Linked DNA regions of Mus musculus: region 2 is linked to region 1. Evidence: chromatin loops called from intact Hi-C (ENCODE). Cell type or tissue: heart. All regions are shown on one strand. Each heading gives the region's core, and the rest is flanking DNA. Links, peaks and the distances in the headings are about the cores only. Region 1 holds the start of Mfap1a (microfibrillar-associated protein 1A). Region 2 holds the start of Serinc4 (serine incorporator 4).

The links. Peaks named below come from ENCODE experiments on the same cell type or tissue, not always from the same donor. Only the 100,000 strongest peaks of a DNase experiment are listed, where the experiment ranks them.
Region 2: a loop joins it to region 1, with 2.0 times the contacts of the local background. A loop is called at or near these places in 5 of 42 quality-filtered maps.

The regions. Positions count from the first base shown.
Region 1 is chr2:121,500,761-121,512,604 of GRCm38, forward strand. It overlaps Mfap1a (microfibrillar-associated protein 1A), which reads right to left and starts at 5,896. Exons shown (of 7, transcript NM_026220.4): 1 at 5,703-5,896; 2 at 1,572-2,109. The coding sequence starts at 5,781. It overlaps Wdr76 (WD repeat domain 76), which reads left to right and starts at 5,963. Exons shown (of 13, transcript NM_030234.2): 1 at 5,963-6,103; 2 at 9,779-10,165. The coding sequence starts at 10,010. In heart, for the core only: a CTCF peak has its summit at 5,914; DNase peaks (open chromatin) are centred at 5,911 and 9,041; H3K4me3 peaks cover 3,133 bases; H3K27ac peaks cover 1,490 bases.
Region 2 is chr2:121,451,216-121,463,059 of GRCm38, forward strand. Serf2 (small EDRK-rich factor 2) reads left to right here. Exons shown (of 3, transcript NM_011354.3): 3 at 1-2,205. It overlaps Serinc4 (serine incorporator 4), which reads right to left and starts at 5,549. Exons shown (of 12, transcript NM_001025371.2): 1 at 5,240-5,549; 2 at 4,776-4,940; 3 at 4,448-4,626; 4 at 4,061-4,140; 5 at 3,729-3,822; 6 at 2,783-2,994; 7 at 2,494-2,589; 8 at 2,267-2,393; 9 at 1,881-1,953; 10 at 1,417-1,465; 11 at 1,140-1,290; 12 at 1-959. The coding sequence starts at 5,338. The coding sequence ends at 806. It overlaps Hypk (huntingtin interacting protein K), which reads left to right and starts at 5,873. Exons shown (of 4, transcript NM_026318.3): 1 at 5,873-6,076; 2 at 6,431-6,486; 3 at 6,777-6,828; 4 at 6,934-7,225. The coding sequence starts at 5,891. The coding sequence ends at 7,029. It overlaps Mfap1b (microfibrillar-associated protein 1B), which reads right to left. Exons shown (of 7, transcript NM_001081975.3): 6 at 11,172-11,261; 7 at 10,451-11,089. The coding sequence ends at 10,907. In heart, for the core only: no CTCF peak of the experiment used is centred there; a DNase peak (open chromatin) is centred at 5,876; H3K4me3 peaks cover 2,375 bases; H3K27ac peaks cover 2,686 bases.

The DNA.
Region 1 (11,844 bases), core at 1,216-9,215:
ATGAGCCATTGTAGGGATCTTGGGTACTAAACCCAGGTCTCCTAGAAGAGCAACCAGAGCTGGCACTCTGGGCTATCTTTCCAAATTAATTATTATGGACATGAATGAATGGCATGCGTATGTGGTGAGAACCTGAGGACAACTTTAGAATGGTTTTCTCCTTTCCCTCGACAGTGCAGGAGATCAAAGTCAGCCTTCAGACCGGACACCACTTCTCCAAACTCACTATACATCTTGCTGCTCCTTCTATTTTTACTTTTGAAGGGAGGTGACACTGTATTGTCCAACCTAGCCTTAAATTGAATTCTCTAAGCCTCTAAAACACCTGGGACTATGGACTGTGTGTGTCTGCAGGCCCAGTTAGTTCACCCTAAGTCTGTTTGTTTTGCAGTGGGGTCTTGTGTAGCCCATGCAGGCCTCACACAGGCATTTCACTGAGTCATCTCCTCACCCACCAAGCCAGGCCTTGAACTTTCCTATGTATTCAAGCTGGACTGGAACCCTGGATGTTTGAGATAGTATTCTATCTACTGTCTCCCAAAATTGTGGATTACAAGTGTGTGCCACAATGTCTAGCTTCATCCCAGGTTTGATAGCGCCAAAATCTCCTTAGTCATTGGTAAATGACAACTTAAGGAGCATCTTCCTGAGACGACTATAAATAATAGTCAATATATCAGTATAGTAAGATTCCTAGGCTAGGGCAAAGAAACCAAAATTTGTTTTACAAGCTTAATTTTGTGCTTCAAACATGACTTTCCCTGGAGATGTGTTAAAGTACTTTCCTAACATATGCATGGGTTTCGTCTTTAGTAACACTAAAATAAAGCAAAAACTCATAGAAAGTGGATTAGCTGGGCTGGAGAGATGGCTCAGAGGTTAAGAGCCATCTCTACTTTTTCTGAGTCAATTCCCACCAACTACATGGTGGTTCAAAACCATCTATAACTAGATCTGGCGCCCTCTTCTGGTACGCAGGGACACATGGAGGCAGAACTCTGTATACACAGTAAATAAATCAATCTCAAACAAAGGACTAGCCAGGCATGGTAGCACATGCTCCTGTGCTTCTAAGTCCAGCACTTAGGAGGCTGAGGCAAGAGACGACAAGTGAGAGAGCAGCCTAGACCTCGCAGTGACTGTCAGGTCAGCTTAGGCCGCACAACAAGAACATCTCCAAGTACCCAGCACCCCACCCTCACCCGGCCCATTACCTTCAGGCAGACACATGCCTCTTAATTTGAAAGGGGGATATGCAACAAGCTCTGGCTTTCTGCTAGCATCTGGCAACACTGGCATGCACCTAGCATCGGGAAGACTTCCACTGCAGGAAATGCGGGATACAGAGCCTTTTTTGTCAGACCTAGAACAAAATTATGTGGAGTCTGCCTTGGTTTGACTATTATATCTCTTGGTTCCTCTTTGAGAATCAGAGGGTATTCTTAAGTTGTCCAGGCTTCCTTGAAGCAACTCTGTAGCCTAAGCTGGCCTTGAATTAACAGTTCCCGCTGGTCGAACCTACTGAGTTCTGGGAGTTTGAGCCTGGCTCAGCAGGTCTGGCAGGTACTTACTTTCGAATGAAGACAGGCTTAAGTCGAGGCTCCATTTCATCCTCACTGTCTGTGTACTCCTCATACTCAGACTCTGACTCAGACTCCTCCCCAGAGCGCCCTTCATCTTCCACCTCCATGACTTCCATCTCTTCATTTTTCCTCTCCTGTGCTCGCTGACGCATCATGCCACGGCGCCGCTCAATTTCTTCATCGTCAATCTCTTCCTCCTCTTCCTCACTGCTGTCTTCTCGTTCCAGGCGCCAAGCATCCCCTTCTACTTCTGAGTCGCTCTCTCCCACTACTTCAGGTTCCACGATCTTTCTGTGTCGAGCCAATCGCTCTTCCACATCTTCACTGATGCGGTTCTGTAACCGCCGAAGTCGGGGGTCACTGGATGAGTCCTCCTCCTGTTCCTCAGGCTCTGCTTCTTGTTCCTTAGCTTTCTTAATGAACTGAAATTCTTCATCCTCTTCATCTGAGGACTCCATAGGGGCATAATCTGGTCTCTTTCCGGACACATATCGTTTCACCTTCACCTTTTCCATTGAGATCTCACCTGGTCAAGAAAGATAATGTATGTTTCAGTATCCTCTTCCCTAACTCCCTCCACCTCTTGGCTTTTGCAGATAGAATCCTGAATTCCTGATTGTCTAGAGTCTAAGGAGCATATGACAGCCATTCTCCAACCACACAGTCAACCTCTCACTGCTTTCTTATAAAGTCTACGGTGTGAGAAGTTGTTTTATGAATACCAACACCAGGACATCAAGAGGTACCTTGGGGAACAATGAGGTAGAGGAATGTGAATAGTCAAAGTGCAGAAGCCACCCCCACCTCCATACATTCATGCTATGGCATCTTAACACTCAGTGGGGATTTAACGACAATGTCCCCCATAGGCTTGGCTCTTTGACCGAGTGGGTCTCAGCTCTTTGGGTAGGGATAGGAAGTACAGCCTTGCTAGAGGAAGCATGTTATCAGGGGTGACCTTTGAGGTTTCAAAGCCATGCACCATTCCTACTGATTCCTACTGTAGTGCCTGAGTGTCCTCTGTCTGTCTGTCTCTCTGCTCCCTGGTTGTAGTGCCATGCCTTGCTCTACCTTCCTGCACTCCAATTCTCTGAATCATAAGCCCAAATAAAACTCTGCCTTTTATAAATTGCCTTGGTCATGGTGTTTTATCACAGCAATTGAAGAGTAATAAACACACACTTCTTAAACAAATTCTTTATAACAGTGCCCAGCAGATAAACAAGAGTAATTTAAGTGGGATCATAACACTAAGTTATCACTCACAATTTTTCCCCTCTGGGATGGGGTTTTACTACTGTGAACAGATACCAGGACAACGGCAAGTTTTAAGAGGACAACATGTAAGTGGGGCTGGCTCACAGGGTCAGAGGCTCAGTCCATTATCATCAAGGCAAGAGCAAGCATGGCAGCATCCAGGCGGGCACAGTGCAGTCAGAGCTGAGCGTTCAACTTCTCCATTTGAAGGCTGCTAGTGGAAAATTAGATTCCAGACGGCTAGGAGTAGGGTCTTAAAGCCCATGTCCACAGTGACACCCCTGCACAACAAGACCACACTTCCAAATAGTTCCCCACCCTGGGCCAAGCATATACAAACCATCACATTCCACTCCCTGGCCCCATAGGCTTATCCAAAATGAGTCTATGGGGCCATGCCTAAACATAGCAAAATAAAAATACATTTATCCCAACTCCTAAAGTCTCCATAGTCTACAGCAGTCTCAACGATGTTAAAAGACCAAAGTTCAAAGTCTCTGAGGAGATTTATCCAGCCACTTAACTGTAATTCCCAAAGCAAGACATGAAACCAGCTGGGCAAACTCCAAACTGTGCATCTCTAAGGCTGATGTCAAAGCTGTCTTCAGATCTCCAACTCCTTTATCATCTTTGTTGACTACAACTAACTATATTTTCCTGGGCTGTTTCCACTATGTTACTAGTTTTTCTCAGCAGATAACTTACAGCTCTGGCATCTCAAACATCTTGGGGCCTCCAAGGCAACTTCAACATTACAGCTTCTTGTTCCAATGTCTAGGATCTACACAAGACCTTGTGGGCCACTCCAAAGGACTGCTGCCCTCTGTAGCACTCTAAGCTCAGGTTGATCCACTCCACTGTTGTTGCTGTTCATGGTGATCATCCCATAGCACCAGCATCTCCAATACACTGGGGTCTTCCACTGCAACTAGGTATCAACAATAGCCTCTCATAGGCTCTCTTCATTGTGCCAAGCCTTAAATCCTTTGCATAACCCCTTTAGTCCTGGGCCATTAACTGCAACTAAGGCTGCACTTTCCTCAATGGCCTTCCATGGCCTCTCACAGTGCTAAGCCTCAGCTGTTCTTCATGCCCTGGTCATACCTTCAAAACCAGTGCCACCTGGGTGACCCCACACAACATCGCTTGGTGTTCAAGAAAGTCAGAAAGGTGGTTCAGATCCCCTGGAATTAGAGTCATGGATGACTGGGCCACATAATCCTCTGTAAGAGCAACAATTGCCCTTAACCACGGAGCCATCCTGCCAGCCCAAATACCTTCTAAAACAAAACAAAACAAAAAACAGAGGCAGGGTCTGTTATGCAGACTTGGCCAGTGAGGACAAAGCTGGTAGCAAACTCAGAGCTCTGTCTGCCTCTGCCTACTGACTGCTTAAATGCATAAGCCACCACAGTTAGTGCTTCCTACTACTTTCTTGAGACAGGTTCTTTCACTGAACCTGTTGCTTGCTGTTTCAGCTATTATTAGCCCAGCCATCAAGCCTAAAGTTCCTAACTCGTCTCTTCTCCCCACAAGGTGTCTATGTGGATGCTCGGGGTCTGACCTCAGGCACAGTAAGGGCAGCTCTCTTCCTAGCTTCTTCCTCTGCGGTGCTGTGGCAGCCTTTACGACCTAACTTAACGTTCTGACTAGCCAGCTTCTACCTTTTCCTCCAGCTCTCGTGCTGAATCGGGAGATCTCTTCTATAACACAAACAGGGTGGAGCTCAAGAGGTGGCTCAGCAGCTAAGAGGCTCTGCTGCTCATACAGAGGTCCTGGATCAATTTTCCAGCATCTGCATGGCAGTCTGTTACAGTCTGATACTCCAGGCCCTCCTCTGGCCTCTGTGGGTACTGCACCCACATGGTGCATATCCATGCATGGAAGCAAAGCATTCATACACTTAAAAATAAACAAACAAAACAATTACAGTGAAAAGAAACACACACACAGGCCTCTAGCTCACTTTCTTCTTCTTCTTCTTCTTCTTCTTTTTTTTTTTTTTTTTTGGTTTTTCGAGACAGGGTTTCTCTGTGTAGCCCTGGCGTCCTGGAACTCGCTCTGTAGACCAGGCTGGCCTCGAACTCAGAAATCCGCCTGCCTCTGCCTCCCGAGTGCTGTGATTAAAGGCGTGCGCCACCAGGCCCGGCTCTCTTCTTCTTCTTTTTTTTTTAAAGATTTTATTTATTTATTATATGTAAGTACACTGTAGCTGTCTTCAGACATTCCAGAAGAGGGCATTAGATTTCGTTATGGATGGTTGTGAGCCACCATGTGGTTGCTGGGATTTGAACTCAGGACCTTGGGAAGAGCAGTCGGTGCTCTTAACCACTGAGCCATCTCGCCAGCCCCACTTTCTTCTTATATTTTGATTTTTGTTACTGTTCTGCCTGTGAGCCTGGCCTTTAACGGTTGAGCCATCTCTGTAGCATTATTATTATCATCATTTGTAAGGATGCTATGTGTGGATATGTGCACAAGTGTAGGTACTGGCAGAAGCCAGAGGTGTCAGATCTCCCTAGACTTGGGGTCCCAGGTTGTTGAGTCACCTGAAGTGACTGCTGGCAATTGAACTTGCGCCCTGTGGTACAGCAGTATGTCCTCTCAACCGCTGATCCGCCTCTCCAGCCTCCTTTACTTTATATTTCGAGAGAGATCTCCTCACTAAATCGATCAGGTAGATGCAAGTGGATCCCGCTATCCCCTTTCTCTACGCCACCTGTGACTTTAGGCGGGACGCAGGAAGAAACTGCAGCTAGGTTTTAAGGGCCAGCCGAGCTGGCATGGTCGGCGTAAGGCAGGTTTGAGAGATACTCAGGATGAAAGAGGTCAGAGCCAACCGGAGGGGAGGGGAGCCCGTACCTTTCTCGTTTCGAACTGGGACGGCCCCAGCCGTAGACTGGATGGGCGGCTGCTTCATGAGTGCGCTTGGGACCGACATGGTGACGGCTGCCGCGGGGACTCTCCAAAACGGACTCAATCCCAACAACGAAAAGCAAGGAGCCGAAAGCCCTGTCCCACAGGCTGTGCCCCACACAGCTGCGCAACTGACAGAAACAACTTCCGGTAGGGGGTAGAGGAACCAGAAGTACATAACAGAGGATTGTGGGTAATCGGAGGGCGGCTGAGCGCGGATCGCTTAAAGGGCTAGGGTGAGATTTGCGCGCCTTTCGAGCAAGTTTCCCGCCTTCGACATTTTCCAGAACTGGAAGGTCCTCCTGTCTGACAGTTGTTTCTTTTGGTTTTTGGTAAGGTCCAAGAAGGTTCGTATTAAAGATTTCATTTATTATGTTTTGAAGAAACTGAGTATATTAGGAGAGACTGTTGGTGCATATTGTTTAAAGCCTAGAAGTGTAAAGTGTTTTATACGGATACGTGGGTCACGCATGGAATTCCAGCATTTGGGAAGGTGAAAGAGGATTGCAGTGTTTTGTAAAATTAAAAAAAAAAAAAGAAAAGAAAAGAAAAAGAAAAAAAAAGAAAGATAAAGAATTAAAGGAGGAAATCCGTTAGGGGTCATTTGTTGGTTTGGACACACACGCTCTCAATTTTAGCACTGGGATGACCGAGGCAGGTGCATCTCAGAAACTGAGGCTAGTCGGTCTACATAGTGAAAATTCTAGGAGTATTACATAGGTCTTTGAAGGTTAATAATTATTAAATTATTTCACTTGGGTCCTTGCTGGGTGAAGACAGGAAATTGACAAACTTTAAGTAGCGAGGGTTTTCAATGAACGAAAGAAGGAGGACGCTTACAACCAGAAATGCCTTAAAGTCTAAAGTAGACAGAAATCTTTTTTTCTGTTATTTTTATTTTGGAGCTGTGTTGAACAGGCAAGTTTGTTTTTGTCTCTACTTTGGTGGTTGTTCACTTATTTCCTCCCTGAGTAGCTAGGATTATCTCCCGGTGTGCCTCTTCACTTGACACAGAAATTTTATATTACAAACTCATCAGCCTAAGAAGTTATGTTGCTGAGCTTCGGGTGCCATTCAGCAGTGGAGCACTTGCCTGTTCTGAGCTCAGTGTAGTATGGAGCAGGGAATTCCATGGAGAGTAAATGTTTTGGGAAGATAATTGTTTTGATTCATGGCAAGTCAAGAGAGTGTTTGGAAAAGGATTAAGAAGGTCCTGACTCGATGAAAGTCGGTGTGGGGAAATCTCAGTTGGTAACGCCGGTTTCTGAGGCGGTCAGTTTTTTTTTTTTAACCTTGCGACAGTGTTGTAAGTAATCTGGCTTGTAACTCAGAGTAATAGAGGATGATCTGGAAGTTTTGATCTTCCTGTGTTGATTGCCTAAAGCTGAGATTACAGGTGTGGGTCCCCATGCTTTAGTTTATGTGTGTGGTACTGGGGATAGAATTCAGGGTCTTTGTGTATTCTAGGTAAACTTTCTACTGAGTTATGTTCCTGGTCTGTGGCTTAGCTATTAAAGTCCTCTTCTGCCACTGCTGCCAGACACAGTTCTGGTGTTGTAGCCCAGATTGACTGAATTGCTACTTGTTGTTGTCTATCATCCGTTAAACCTGTGTAGAGGATGGGTCACAGGCCTTGGCCAACACTGGCCATCCATCCGCAGATTTTCTTTATTTAGAAGCAGGTGGACAGGTAGTCATGTGCAACTTAAACCAGCTTTTTCAGCACTTAGAACCCAAGCAACATGAACTGCTTACTTTCCTTTCTCTCTCTCTCTCTCTCTCTCTCTTTTCCTTTCTTTTCTTTTCTTCCCTTCTTAGATTTATTTATGTTATTTATACAAATACACTGTAGCTGTCACACATACCAGAAGAGGGCATCGGATCCCATTACAGATGGTTGTGAGCCACCATGTAGTTGCTGGGACTTGAACTCAGGACCTTTTGAAGAGCAGTCAGTGCTCTTAACCACTGAGCCATCTCTCCAGCGCCCTCCTTCTTTTCTTTCAGTGCTCCCTTTCTCTTGGCGACTGGAGTTCATGTACTACAGGTTTCCCTTGATTTACCTATATAGCTGATGATGAAGACTGAATTTCTAGCCCACCTGCCTCCACCTCCCAAGTCTGGGGTGACAGGCAGGCGGGATTCACCGTGCTTAGCTGTTCCCTTTATTATGATTGAAAACTGTATAGCAGTGGTGAGGCGTAATTTTCTCATAGTTGTATTGCAAGAAAGTGGGCAGAAGTAACGGCTGAATGTTTCTTGTTGGTGTGCACTCGGGGTGAGTGCACACCTCGGTGGTGGTGGTGGTGGTGGGAGTTCATTTGTGTACATACATGCACATAGAGGTTCAGAGGGCAATCTTGAATGTCCTTCCTCAGGAGCTATCTAACTTTTAAAAATTCTTATTGATATTGTTATTGAGGTGCTCTGGTGCACATATGAAGATCAGAGGACAACAATGAGAAATGGAGAAATGGCCCTTATGGAGGCTCTGGGAGTAAGATAAAGATGCTAGGCTTGGGTGGCAAGCATCCTAACCTGTGCATCATCTCCCTTGTGTTTGAGACAGCGTCTGTTGGACCTGGGCTCTGTGTTCAGGTTAGTCAGTTTGGCCATGGAGCTGCAGAAGTCCACTTGTCTTGCATCACCTGTGCTTGAATTTGGGTGCTGGGAATCAAACACAGGTCCTAATGCCAGCACCTGTGTTATTTCTTTCAAGTTCTGCCTATTGACTTTTATGCTTATTTTTCTTCCAATCCTTATGATATTTATGAGGATATGGATCTTTTCCAGAGGTCATGCTGCAAAACAGCAGTATTTTTAAAAGCAAGATCTCGAGGTGTACAAGGCTCAATATTACAGGATCCAGTGTAAGTGCTGATTTAGATCCTGCACCCCCTCATTCCGGAAGCAGAGCAGTAGGATTACGGGGCTAGCTAGGGTGACATAGAGAGATGTAGCTGGGTTTAAACAAAACAAAACACAGCCGGGTAGATGGCTCACTAGGTAGGTAAGAGCTGTAGCCGCGCAAATTTGAAGCTTGAGATCAAATTCTCAGCACCGGTAAAAGCCCCGGCATTGAGGGGATGGACACAGGCGCATCCTTGGAGCTGGCTTGTGAGCCAGTCCTGCCCGAAAGGTGACCTGCAGGTTCAGACCTAGAAGGTGCAGAGGGGTGAGCTATCCAGAACACAAAACAAAACAGGCGCCAGAAGCCTTAATGGCCCAGGGAATCCACACAGCTCTTCCGTGCTGACCGCGGAGGCTCCTCCCTCGGGCCCGCCCACATCCCTCGGGCCCCGCCCAATCTCGCCTTGGTCGCAGCGGGAAGAGCTCAGCAGCTGAGTGGCAGAAATATGTCTGGGTCCAAGGCTGAATCTGAGGAAAAGGCAGGCTCCAAACAGTGTCCCCTTGTGCAGGTGAGACCTGATTCGGCCCGGGAGGGATCTGCTAGTCACTGTCACCTGGCGCCAAGGAAAAGCTGTGATTTCTGCTTTTTTTTTTTTTTTTTCAAATTTAAACAGACTATTAGGTACTTAAATTTTGAGGAAAATTTACTAACAACTCCAGGAATTATGGTAGGTTTGCCTTTAATCCCGTAACTCACAAGGCAGAAACAGGTGGAAATCTGTTAGAGGCCACCATGTCACTGGTCTACATTGTGAGTTCTAGGCCAACCCCAAGACTGTAGTGTAGGATTGTAGGACTTGGGGCCCTTTCTCCTGGCTCCCCTGCAGTTGTTTTGAAGAGTTAGTGTGAGCTTTAAGCAATTACAACTAACCTGAATCTGACCTTTGTTGTAATCACCTCACACTGAAATTTGCCTTCAGAATTTCTGGTCAGGTTAGAGATTTTTGTATCCAAATTTTGGAGGAGCAAAAAATTTCCTAACAAGCCATCAATTTGAATCATGTGACTGTGGAATAGGAGTTAGACTTGTTTAAGCAGATTTGTTTCATGCTTTGCTATGGAAGAGCATAGTCCGGCGTTCCTAATACTCTTTTCCTTTATTTCCCGAATAGGTGAATGAATATAAAGAAAATGAACATATTGCTTATACTTCTCTGAGACCGATACAGATTACAACTTTAAGGAAAACAGCTAAGGTTTATCTTTACCCGTTTTCACTCAGCAATTCCAAGCTAGGCCTACTTAAGTTGTCCAAATCCCCGGTTGTAAATAATTCTAGCAAATCAGTGGTCCATAAGAAGAAAGATCGGAAGAAGACTCGTAGAAAGGTTTTAACTTCAAAAATGAAGGCCTTATCTTCCAAGGCAGATTCCCTTCTGCTGAAATCATCCGTGGATGCTTATACTGAAAGTACCAGGCTGGGACCCAAGAGGACCTCGGATTCAGCGACTCTCAGTGTGGACGCGGAAAGCAGCGACGAAGACAGTGCACCAGGCCTGGTGAGCCTTCATTAGCTGTTCTACTTCTCATTTTGAAACTAGAAGCTCTGAAAGCTAAGGTAGTGAAGGACCTCCAGCAAAATCTGTTTTATCATCTAATATAAACAGAAAAGACTTTGTGTATCCGTGTGCTTGCGTGTGTCCAAACAGCAGTGCGAATGCATGTATGTGCCTGACACAGGGGTGGGTGGAGGTTATAGCAATCAGAATCAGGTTCTCAGGGATGACAGCAGGCCCCTTTCTGTTAAAATCACTTATTCACCTGATGTAATTGTCCTCTCAGAGACTTACTACCTCCATCTGCTAACCTAGGCCTACACCTGGAAGCTTCCGGTCTCCTTACCATCTAGTCTAGGCCTAGAAAGTTCTTAGCCTGTCAGACTTACTGCTGTAAAAGCTCACCCTTTCTAGTTCTTTCTGAACTTTTCTGGCTCAAACTCTGCTCCCAGCTGACTGCTTCAGTCTGGCTTCTTTCTCAGCCTCTGACTGAAATGTTCTGCTTGGCCTCATTCTAACTTGGCAGTATGCCGTAATCGTCTGGCTCCTTCTCATTCTGTCTTCACCTGAGTCTAGCTTGTTCTCTTCTGCAGCCTGTGTCTCTATGACGGTGTCTGTCGGTAAAGCTGCCTGTTCTCTCTCTGCCCTGCCCCTTGAGTAGGTTCGCCTTCCTTTCTGTTTGCTTGAGAGTTGGGCATATCCTGTTCAGTCAGATCTTTCTCTGATTTGTCACTTTGTCTGCCACTCAATCAGATACCACTTTCAAACTGGGTGCTTCCTTCTAGAAACGGAACTATTTCTTCACTGTCTGGGTTTAAATAAAGGTGTGTGCTTAGGACAGGTCTGCATTCCAACGCGTGTAGCCATGTTGGCTACTGGATTACAATCCCTCTACACCTTTACCTGTTGATTCATCTTGTAAACCTTTTAATTTAGTCTAAATTTACTTTATATTTAATATTATCTTTAACATTTCTTCATGTTGTTCTTCAAAACAGGGTCTCCCTGTGTAGCCCTGGTTGTCCTGCTTGTCTACTCTGTAGACCACACTAGCCTTGAACTCACAGAGATCTCTGTGCCTCTTCATGCCTAATGGTAGGATTAAGATGCTGACCACCATAGCCCACCTTCTATAATATCTTACAGCACTGATGCTATTGGTCTGAAACTGTACATTGAGAACTGTTGGATTAGATTATGTCTTAAGCCAAGACTGTTGGCTGTATGAGCTGATTTTTGTTTGCATATAATAAATAGAAATTACAACTGTATAGATGTTTAAGTGGTGTTATCCCTAAAATAATATATATATATATATATATATATATATATATATATAAACATTGCAGCATTTATTTATCTTTCTGTGGTGCTAGGGCCTCACACATGCTAGAGAAGCACTGTTCTAAGGAGACAGATTTCCAGCCACCTTTTCATGTTCTATTTTGAAACAGGGTCTTACTTTGTTGGCTAGGTTGGCCATGGGACTTTTGATCCTTTTGTGTCATCCTCATTATCTGGGATTGTAGCCCTGTACTCCGGGGTCTGGCTAAGATAACTTAATCAGATGGTTCATTAGTTTGTTCTCTTTACATCATCATTACTGTTTTTTATTGTGGTGCTTGGTATGATTTCACAGACGCATAGGCTGGCCTAGAACTCATCTGTCGGCCCAGGCTCTT
Region 2 (11,844 bases), core at 1,544-9,543, 49 kb before region 1:
TGCAACCGGAAAAGCACTCCAGTTATATGGCAGAGGAGTCCTCTAAGAACTATAGAGACTTCTTTTCTGTGATTTTTATCCCCCACACCGACCTTGGACACCATCCCCAGGATGGTATTGAGGGTCATAAGAGGGAAGGATCTAAGACCCAAATTTATGTCTCTTCATTCTTTGTTTGCTTGAAAGTTGGCCAAAAAAAAAAATCCTGCTGCTCACCAACTTCTGGTGGTCAGCCACTCTGGATGCTCACATTCTCTTCTGTTCTGTCAATCCTCATGGAATGAAGGTGGTTTTTGTCTTCCATTTCCTTTGACCTCAAGACCAGGATTAAAACCTATGGTAGCCTCTGCTCCCTTCTTCCCCTGCCCTGGTTTGTTCTGTGGTCTGGGCTTCTTCCACCACTGCTTAGGGCTGAGCTACTCATTTCCTTTTGATTGCTAAGAGCAGACCCAAATCTTCAATCTCTGTAGGTCTTTCCCTGACCTTATCTCCAGCCCTGGAACCAGAAAGGGTCTTGTGCCACACTGCTAGGATCAGGTAAGGCTCCTGGGTTTACTTCCTGGGAGTTAGACTCTTGAGCTTTAATGAACTAGTGAGTTTGTCTGCTTCTTCAAATTTAGATACTTACTGAGCCTATGCACCGATAACTGCTCATTTGTCCTTGAGGTATTGAGTTCAGCTGGGTGTTCCTGGAGCTAAGATTAAGAGCATAATCTAAAGGGTCTGTCTCCCAGTTTGTTACTACAGATCAAGAGCCAGTTTTTATGTGGCAGTACTGATGCCATGGCAGTGTTGCCTGAATATACTAGGGTGGTGGTGATTCTGAGTGGGGAGCCAGCAGTGGTGCCAGGAGCAGCCCCAGATAGAGGAGGACACAGGCCCAGCATGAGGCAACTTTAACCCAGAAGGTAGCCCAGCTACCCTTAGTGAAGGTCTTCTCCAGTTCTGCTTCCTCATAGCTGTGAAACCAAAGGCTGATTAGAGATGATGCAGGGCCTTAGCTTTTGAACCTCCCTACTTCCTCATAACCAGGGCAGATCCTTGTGTGTCTCTCCCAAGAACTTTTGGAATGGCCTTAAAGTGTTTCCTTAAAATTGCTAGATTTTCAGGAGAGTATCTTATGTCTGCTTTCTTCTTACCTGAACCAGTTGGTAAGGGTAACCATGACATAGAGTGAAGCAAGGAAGAAGGCGAAGTGGAAGCCAGAGTAGCTGTAGGAAAGATGCTGGCTCTGCACCTGAGCAGCTGGAGGGGTCTCTTGGTCAGCTGACCTGGCCCTGCTCCTTTGCCCTAGAGAGAGAAGTGCCGATGGGGAGCAATGTTGCTGACACTCCCTTCCCCCAACTATTGTGAAGGCTCTTGAGGGCTCTGGCCCTTCACAGGGTTCAGCTTGGCTAGATTGCGCATGTGACTCACCATCCTCTGGCTCCACTGTTTGGGGGCAGCAGAAACAGACTGAGGGCTTCTGTAAAACAAGGCAACACGTTTTGAAATGGCTTTAAGACAGTGTGAGGGTGCTAATTTAGAAAATCTCCCCTTTGAAAAGATTGACCTGGTGTAAGAAGTGGAGGCACACCTGGGTTCAAATTCTTGCTCCAGCATATAACTGGCTATGCAAACTTTGGTGAGATGTTTAATCTTTTGTGCCTCAATTCCTCCATTTGTGAAATGGAGAAAATACCTACCTCACAGGGTTGTTGTGAGGATGAAATGAAATGAGACTATGTATGTAAAGTATCTAGCACAGTGCCTAGCACATTGTGGGTACTCAATAAAAGGAAACAGCAGCTAGAATCTGAGCATTCTGGGTAGAAGTTGGTAGGATGTGTGTCTCTGTGTTTGGGGGAGGGTTGTTGGGGTTTTGAGCTCTTGATGCTCACCTGGAACTCATACTTGTAAACCTTGATAATCCACAAGGGTCCAAATAACTCGGCCAGGTAGGAAGCCTCGTTGCTGTGAAAGAAAGAGGTTTTTAAACCTTGGGCCAAATGTGAAAGATTGGTAGCATTTACTGTCAACATCCTTCTGGAGGGTATTGTGCACTCAGAGGCCCCTAAAGTCTGTGCATTTTAAACATTCTTTCCTGCCCCCGTCATCTCATGCAGATCATCTGACAAAGTGCTATTCTTAGAAATTGTCCCTGTTCGTGGGGAGCTTTTCTGGTTCTAGACTTGCTCTACAGTTTAAATAAACCTCAGCACTGGACATTCTTCAGTGAGTCCTGGGTGTCCGCTCACACTTCCCATTGGTTGGCACCTTTACATACCAAGCAAAGAGCACACAAGCATACATGATGCCAGCACTAAACACTGCTACTGAGGTATCCGGTATTTGTGGTTCCATTTTATTCCGGCCAGGCAGACACAAGGTGTGATTCTGTCCTTGAAAGGTTACTGCCAAGGGGCAATGAGAGAACAGGGTTATGAACAAAGCTGGGTATTTTGAAGGCTCAGAAAAGGTCTTAAGCACTATACTGGCAGTCTGGGTCCTCACTTGTCTCTGGGGGACGGCTGGACAGTGCAGAGAAGGTCAGATACATGATATAGCAGCTGATGATAGAGGCTTGTAGGAGGCCAGAGTTTGGTTGCTCTAGGGAGAACAGGAGTTAGTACTCCACTGCACCTGTTCCCCCCCCCTCCCCCCCCATATACTCTGGGGGAGAGACAAAAGCAGCAGAGGTACTTTAGATAGCTGAGACTGGGAAGGCCAGTAACACTGGCTATAATTCTCAAAGGGACACACCACACCCCCAAATCTGCAATGTTAAATAGCATATACCCACTGCGGCGGATGCAAGGTGCGATGGAGAGGAGAGACAGGAGGCCACAGAAGCAAAGGTGCAGACTGAGTAACATCTTGTTGAGCAGGCAACCGTCAGGGTGTGTGTACTGGTGGAACAGCAACACAGCTCCCACACCCGCCATGCTGTAGAACCCTAGTGTGGCCAGTGACACACCTAGGAGCCAGCTACAGTCTTGAGCTGCACCAGTCTGCCTAAAGACAAGTGGTTAGGGGATTAGAACTTTAACCCATTACTGGTTAGTCAGCCTACTGGTCCGCACAGTACATTCTTGAGCTTTTGGTTCATTTGTTGACAGGATTGTACCTACACTTAAGACTGCCCTTGAACTCTTGCCTCTGCATCCTGAGTCTTGAGATTATGGGTATTTACCACTTTTTGTTTGTTTTTGGGGGTTTGTTTGTTTGAGACAGGGTTTCTCTGTGTATCCCTGGCTGTCCTGGAACTCACTCAGAAGACCAGGCTGGTCTTGAACTCAGAAATCCCCCTGCCTCTGCCTCCCAAGTGCTGGGATTAAAGGCATGTGCCACCATGCCTGGTGCCTCTTTGTTTTAAGAGGCTGACTTTGGAACTCCCTGCTCTGCTTGTGTTTTTTTGTGGCCTTGAATTATTGGCCCTCCTGTTTCTTTCCTCCTCCAGTGCTGGGATCACAAGTAAATGCCATTAAATATCTGATTTCCTGAGTATTTTGGTATTCTCTGGGAGGCCATGGGAGCAAACGTGCTATGGCCTTTGCCTAGCCTTTCTGTACTGAGTAATGTCTGCCAACCTCCTTGGAGGAGCCTTTAGGGTTAGGTGCTTCTTACAAATGTGTGTGTGTCATGTGTGGTTATGAGCCACCATGTGGTTGCTGGGAATTGAACTCAGAACCTCTGGAAGAGCAGTCAGTGCTCTTAACCTCTGAGCCATCTCTCCAGCCCAACCTTACCAATTCTTGTTCCAGGACTGGGCAAAGGCTGTGATAAGCACCAGCTGTAATAGGATGAATGTGAAGCCTCCACAGATGCCAATATAATGCCAGGCTGCAAGACAGGCACCATTGGGAACTTTTAGCTCTGGCTGGTCATGATGTATCATATCCCCCCAAACCCCCACCCCTTTTGATTAAAATGCTGCATAGCCTAGGCAGGTCTCAAACTCAATCCTGCTTCACTCTCCTGAATGCTAGGATTACAGGTGTGTAATGTAAGTCCAGCTTCCTGCTCTTAAGTAGGAAGTTGTAGCCTACTCTTGCTGATCACAGTGTAAGATGAAGAGTACCTGGGAAGAGATCCTCATCAGGGATGCAGAAGGCAACGACACAGAGACCTAACAGGAACAACAGCTTGAGGCTCCAGAAGCTAGTTAGGGTAGAGAGAAAACCAGATTGAGGAGAATAGGCAAAGGAGAGAAAGAAAAAAAGTATGGCAGGTGGAACCAGCCCCAACCCATTGTAGTCCAAGTTCTAACTCGGATGCCACAGTCACATCTGAGCAACACTACAGTTAGAGAAGGTTTGCATATAACTATTACTTAAAATTTAGAGCCCAGGAGTTTATAAACATACTTTCTTTATTACAGTGTTCTTTCTTCATCCTGGAGTTTCTTTTAGCCAGCTTGTGTCTACTTCCCTCTATCCCATCCCCATCCAAAAAATTAAACACAAACCTGTTATGCAGCTGTGCCCGAGGGTTGGTGGGGGAGTGGAGGCGAACTAGCAGCACAGCCTGCAGCAGGTGGAAGGTGGCAGTTCCTGCACACACTCGATACACAGCGCCAGAGCCACTGAGAACTGGGCAGTCCGAGCTGCCAAACAGGTGGGCACATAGCACTGAGGGCATCTGGATCTGCAGGGAGTTGGTTGTGAGAAAAGTCAGGGCCAGCCACAATCTATGGACAGTCTCAACTTTTTACTGGTAGGTTGACTCCTTTGCTCCCTGTCCCAAATCTTAAAGGTTTTTTTTTTTCCCTCACATTGCAACCCTTGCCGACTTACCCCATGTGCTTTGCCCCAGACCCTTTCTACCACTGTCTTCGAAAGCAGGAGGCAGCAGATTGCTGAGGCTCCCACGTGGAGGAGGATGTAGAGCAGGCGGCTACACCTAGACTCTGTCAGAGAGTGGCAGCCACTGGTCCAAGAAACAGGTCCACAGCAGGATGCCTGGGGATAGAAGCAATGCAGAGTTTTTCAAAGGGTGTGGGGTTAACCAATGGTCAAATTCCCAAACCCTCCATCCTTCTGTCTGGTTATGAGCCTCTTAGGATTACCTTCCACAAAGCACTAGTAAGGTTTTCATTGCAAGAACTTTAAACTTTGGTGTATTCTTGAACCACTTAACTTTTTCCTAATGATCTATGGCTGGGAATGTGGAATGAGATGTTTACCTATTACCCAGGCAAAGAACCAGGTTTCTCATCCCAACTCCTAGCTTTTTAGCTATCTCTTCCCAAATGTCTCACCTGATTGAAGGGGGTTTCCACTACATTACTGACTCCACCGTGCTGCTGTGCAAGACCCTGGGTGGTGCTCCGGCCGGTGACAACTTTTGCACCCATCATTTTTGTTAGATGTAGATCCAGTATTGGAAAAACTGACGAGAAACAGCAGCTTCTCGGGATTTTCGCCCATTGGACAGTCGCTTTGCTGGCCTAATCATTCGTCTTAAGGCAGCATAGACATGTCATAAAATGAATACAGGTTACCAGGAAGTGGTAGATAGATGCAAATAGTCTTGTGAAGATGCCTTCGCCGGGCTTCCTATTCGGGATCATTCGGACTGTTATTCTGAGATTAGGAGCAGTTGGCCTATCAGGTCTAGGGATTAGGTTTTTTAATTGGTTTAGGATTAGCCACCTTGATTGGACAGAATTCCATGTGTGTGTCTCTATGTGTGAAAGGATTGCTCTTAGGAACAATGTGCCTTGGTGGTGTGGGTAGTGAACAGATAGTCGAAGGAGACTGCAGAAAACAAGCTGGAGAGGAAGTCAAAAGCGAACCTCTTTGCTAGCTGAAGCTTCTCAAGACAGGCACAAAGGTGTGGTCCACGCCTACCCCGCCCCTTATCTGGGCGGAAGCTGTGAGGGTTGCCGGAAGTTGTGAAGCGGCAGCCTATGCGGCGGCGCGGTGAGATCGAAATGGCGACCGAGGGAGACGTGGAGTTGGAGTTAGAGACCGAGACCAGCGGCCCGGAGCGGCCTCCCGAGAAGCCAAGGAAACATGACAGTGGTGCTGCTGACCTAGAGCGGGTTACTGACTATGCGGAGGAGAAGGAGATCCAGAGTTCGAATCTTGAAACGGTGAAGTTGGCTGGGAGCTTGTATGAGGGGTTGAGAGAGGGGCGGGAGAGAGGTGAGACTGACCGGTTTGCTGCTCACTGGGGCTCCGGGAAGGCTGATAGCAATGGTGGGATTTGGCAGTAGGGTGGGGCTAAGCGACAGCACCCACCCAGTCTGCTGTTTGCTTAAGAATTCGATAGAGATTGGGCCTAAATAGATCTCATGTGCACGAAATTAGGCGTAGTCCTTTGGTCCTGAGAACACTCGTAGTTGTGAATACCTGAAAACCACGTGGTTTTTATTTTTGGTATTGCGTTTTAGATCAGAAAATTTGCGTGGCACGGTGGTAGATAACTTGACTCGTGTTTTCTACAGGCTATGTCCGTCATTGGAGACAGACGGTCCAGGGAACAAAAGGCCAAACAAGAGCGGTAAGTTTAAAGCACACCACCAGCACTACCGGTAGGTCCTCGTTCTCCAGGGGAAAAAAAAGTTTACGTCTTTAACCAATTTCTACAGATCTAGGGATTACAACTTTGTTAGTGGAAGGAAAGATTCCAGGATACCTTACTGTAAAACCTCCAGGGGAAAGAGTTGGCGCGTTTATTTGCTATTTTCAGTAAACCTTGTTCCACCCATTTTCAGTGAGTAGCTGGGAGTGTTCCTTCTGGGAGTTTATAGCAGAGGCAGAGAATGAAAAGAAATGTATAAATATTTACAGGGAGAAGGAACTGGCGAAGGTCACTATCAAGAAGGAAGATCTGGAGTTGATAGTGAGTATTAATTTTTTAATGGATTCACAAGAGAAGTGCTACCTAATTTGGGCTCCTGAAACAAGTGGAGAAGAGGCTTTGGTGACGTGATTTTCCCTTTTGCAGATGACGGAAATGGAGATCTCTCGAGCAGCAGCAGAAAGGAGCTTGAGGGAACACATGGGCAATGTGGTGGAGGCTCTTATTGCCCTAACCAACTGATAATGTGCTTTTTTAGACATTCTGGACTGACTGACTGACTGAAATAAAGTGTTCTGTTTTGCTGTTTTTTTTTTTTCTTCAGTTTCATCTCAGATCAAATGCATTATATATTCTATTTTATTGTCAGTTTCTATGTTGGACCTTGATGAAACTGTGTGAACAATCAGTATAAAGAAGTACCTAATGTTCAAATGCAGGCTCTTATATTGTGTGTGTGATTCCTCTACTGCCATAGTGTTTCTAATAACTACCACATGGGAAACAAATTTAAGTGCCCTTTTCTACCAAGCCATCTTGCCAGCTCTAAGCAGCAGATACTAAGTGGTATGTTAGTATCACTCACCTGACTAGCTCTTTCTTGGCAATGTAGAGTACATTTGGATCCTCTGCAAAAGATCCAAATGCATATGTTTCTAGGATAGCTTATGCACTTTTCCCCTTGGATCTGTTCTTGTATAAACCAGGCTGTTTCCAAACTGAGACCCCTCCCTAACTTGAAAGCTGCTTCAACTAACTCTCCAGGCTAGCTTATGAGTATCAAAGGCTAGCATCTGTTTTGGGGGCTTTTAAGTTATCAACTGTATTTACAAACAACTGGAATAAACACTTAGGTTCTAGAAATGGGAACACAGATATCAAAATGTTGGATCAGGCCTGGAGAGGTGACTCAGTAAGTACCTGCCTCAAAAGCAAAATGAGTTTGGATTCCCAGTAACTCCCTAAAAATCCAGGAGTGGTGGGATGTTCCTGTATCCCTCCCTGCACTGGGGGGCTGTGCTGGTCTAATCAGGAACTTCAGGCTTTGTGAGGTCAGCACCAACCCAGAATTAGAGTGACTAAGGGACCACCACCCGACCTCTGAGTTCCATAAGCCCATCCATACGTGGGTAAGAATGCATACTCAAGTATTCCCACCTGAGACTGAGATGTAGCTGAAGCTGCTCTAAAACTTGTAACCCTTTTGCCTCAGCTTCTGTGTACTCTATCTGGCTCAGTGCTCACCATTATTATTTATTAGTAATTTTTTACATCTTTCATGTTACATAATTATAGGCAGTTTGTTGATAGTCTATGTGTGGGTATAATTTACCTTTCATCTTTTTGAGACAGGGTTTCTCTGTAGCCCAGGCTGTCCTAGAATTCACTATATAGACCAGTCTGGCCTCAAACTCTGCTTCCCTCTGCCTTCATAAAGATGTGTAGTACAACTGCTTGGTTATCATTGGGTCTTGTAGGGGGTTAAGGTACTAAGAATAAAAACTAGGGCCTTACCCATTCCCACTTTTTTTTTTTTTTTTTTCTAGACAGGGTTTTTCTGTATAGCCCAGCTCTGGCTGTCCTGGAACTCACTTTGTAGACCACGCTGGCCTCAAACTCAGAAGTCCACCTGCCTCTGCCTCCCAAGTGCTGGGATTAAAGGCGTGTGCCACCACACACAGCTGGGTGGGGGGGTGTAGATATTTTTAAAAGAGAAGTTATACTGTATTGTCCAGGCTTGTCCTGAACTTCAAGTAAAGAGATCCCCTTCAGCCTCTCAAGTAGTTGAGACTAACAGTTGAGTACTACTGGCCAGTCATGGGTTTTTTTTTGTTGTTGTTGTTGTTGTTTTTTAAGATTTTATTCTTTTAAACTGTTTATCTGCTCATGAGAGCAGGTGTTCTAGAAGCCAGAGGCTTCAGATTTCCTTGGTGATAGATGTTCTAGCAGGTTGTGAGTTACCCAATATGGGATTAGGAACAGAACTCTGGTCTTCTAGAACAGTGAGAAAGTTAATCACTGAGCCACCTCTTCATCCCTTGTCTCATTTTTACTGTCATCAAGGAAAGTCACTCTGCTGATGGAATTTCATTCTGTGATGGTGGTTATTACTCTGTCAATACTACACGGGCTAACAGAGTTTAGTACTGACAGCTGGGGAGTGCTCCTTAGCCCATTAGTTCTCTTTCATCTGAAGCATGAGCTAAAGAAGAAAGATTAGTAGGAACTGGAATGCAGTGAGTCATGTCCTATTGTATAAATCATTGTTCGACACAAAGCTAAAAGGTAGAGAACAAAGACCAATTCAGAGGTTAAGAGCACTGGCTTCTTTTCCAGAGGACTCAAGTTTGATTCACAGCTCCCAAGTGGAAAAGTAAAAACTAAGATTTAAAAACAGTTGAATTTGTACATAGAATAAATAGATCTGGGTACTACTTAATTACTCTCAAATGTCTGAGTCTGTTTCAGGAATCAAAAGATGATCTAAATATAAATTGGCAAGAGCATGGAAGACAATCTGGTTGAGTACTTACCTAGTTTATACAAGGTCCTAGACTTAGTTCCCACTTTAGTGGTAGGAACACAAGTTTATTACTATTATCATCATTATTTTTGATGTTTTGAAGCAGGATTTCTGTTTTAGCCATGGGCATCCTGGAACTCACTCTGTAGACCAGGATGGTCTCAAACTCAGAGATTCACCTGCCTCTGCCTCCCCAGTGCAGGGATTAAAGGTGTGCTCAACCACACTTGTGGCTTTTTTTTTTTTTCACTTTGCTTTTTAAATACATCTCATGTGAACACTAATTCATACATTCCATGGAATACATATGGAAGTCAGATGTCAATTTGCTGGTTGCCAGACTGAGTTATCTACTGCTATGTTCATCTATAGGATCAAACTCAGGTTGCTAAGACTTGTAGGCAGGGCTTCTCAACTTCAAGAACTGCATGAGTAGATTAGTGAGACTTTATTTTAAAACACACACGAAAATAAAAGAACCAGTGATATACTTCAGTAATAGAACACTTGGCTAGTATTTACGAAGCCCTGGGTTCAAATTCTAATATGGAAGAGAGAAAAGAATATGCTCAGGGCTGTCCAGAAAAACCGTGGCATGAAAAACAAAAACAAAATAAAAAATAGGCCAAATTATCTGCTTTACTGTTTGTTTTTTATTTTAGACAGTCTTATAAAGTCCAGGAAGGCCCTGAATTATGTAGTTTAAAATGACTGAGACAAGGTTTCTCTGTGTAGTCCTGGCGATCCCAGATCTTACTCTGTAGACAGGGATGGCCTTAAACTCAGATCTGGCTGTCTCTGCCTCCTGGTGCAGGAATTAAAGGTGTCTGCCACCATGTCCACTTTGGATGAGTGAATTCTTCATTTTCCTGCTTCTACCTCCCAAGTGTTAGGATTACAGGTGTGTGTAACCTACCGAGCTACTTTTAGTTACTACAATTCTTTTTTCTTTTTGAGACAGGGCCCACTGTGTAGTTATGGCTGGCCTGGAGTGAGAGATCTTCATAGGTCCCTAACTTCTGGTGTGGGGACTGAAGGCATGTGCTGCTCTGTTCACTGGACTAGACTTTTGTTTCTAATATTATAGTAAAAATGTTTTTAGTATACAGTTTCTCTCTCTTACACACACACACCCACACACCAAAATGTATATTTATAAGATTCAACACCACAAATGGAAAACAGGTTGGACTGAGCTTGGATTTCCTGATAGCCTACTCCTAACCCTAAGGAAGAAATAATGTAAAAGAAAAAGAAAAAAGAAAAAAAGAAGAAAGAAAGAATACACCATCCATTCATATGTCCAGGTATCTGATCCAGGCTAGACAAACACTCAGAATAGTCCCAAGTCAATGTGGGAAGCCAAGGTGAGAAACATAAGATTTCTCAGGAGTGGTTTTAAGCTGGAAGCCTCTAGCCTACCCGGTTAGTGCTTTTCTGTGGGTTTCTCGGTATGAGTCCAAACCTCTTAGAAAGCACCTTCAAACACAAGTTATGGCCGCAAGTCTGGAAAGCTCTATACAAGAACCATGTAAATAATGGTTCAAGAGAATTGACCAGATCCCCTTGTGTCCCACAGCTGGAATAAGCTGAAGACTAGGTGGTTTTCCTCTTCTTGGCAGATGGTCGCTCAAATACATCTCGTACCCCTGCTGCCTTTTGTTTAAAGAATTTTGTGTTCTGGGCACTCTCTTGGCCCCATGCAGAGTCAAAGGAAGTGGTATCTTGATCCACAAGGTGGGTGTACTTGGTGCGACCAGACCGTCCAAAATTCTTGACCTGAAAGAGGGATGGATGATTACAACACCAATCACCCCACGCCCAGCCCCAGGTCTGTTTCTCTTACTGAGAATCCCCATACCTGCATGACTTTAGGAAGAATGGTTTTGTTGAAATGGTCCTCAAGAGTAGGTGCACTAAAGTCTCTCTTGTAGACTTCTTCATCCTCATCCTGTGGAAAAGAATCTCATCAGTCTGTGGCTTTACTGCTCACTCATGCAACACCAAACCAGAGAGAATCACAGGGCACTGAGCCTTTCTCCAAGAGCTTGGATCTTGGTTGGGAAGATGGTGTTTTCCTCATACTGCAGCCTCCTGAAAGCCTGTCCTGTTCCTTGTCCACTGTGCTCAGCTGAACACAGTGAACACAGTGAATTGATGCAGCTTCACCCTGTAGGCTTCCTAGATCTCTAATTCTTTGCATGTGACCCTTTACACAAAGGCAGAACTCCATACACATAAAATAGTTCTTAAAAAAGCCGAGTGTGGTGGCGCACGCCTTTAATCCCAGCACTCGGGAGGCAGAGGCAGGCAGATTTCTGAGTTCGAGGCCAGCCTGGTCTACAAAGTGAGTTCCAGGACAGCCAGGGCTATACAGAGAAACCCTGTCTTGAGAAAAAAAAAAAATCTTAAAGTTTTCTTAATGAAAACCAAATTCTACAGTTTCGGTGACTAGTTCCTAAGACGTGGGTAAATGAGGATACAGGAGGTACTCAGATTTGACTCGAGATCATTGAGACAATGATGTTCTTACT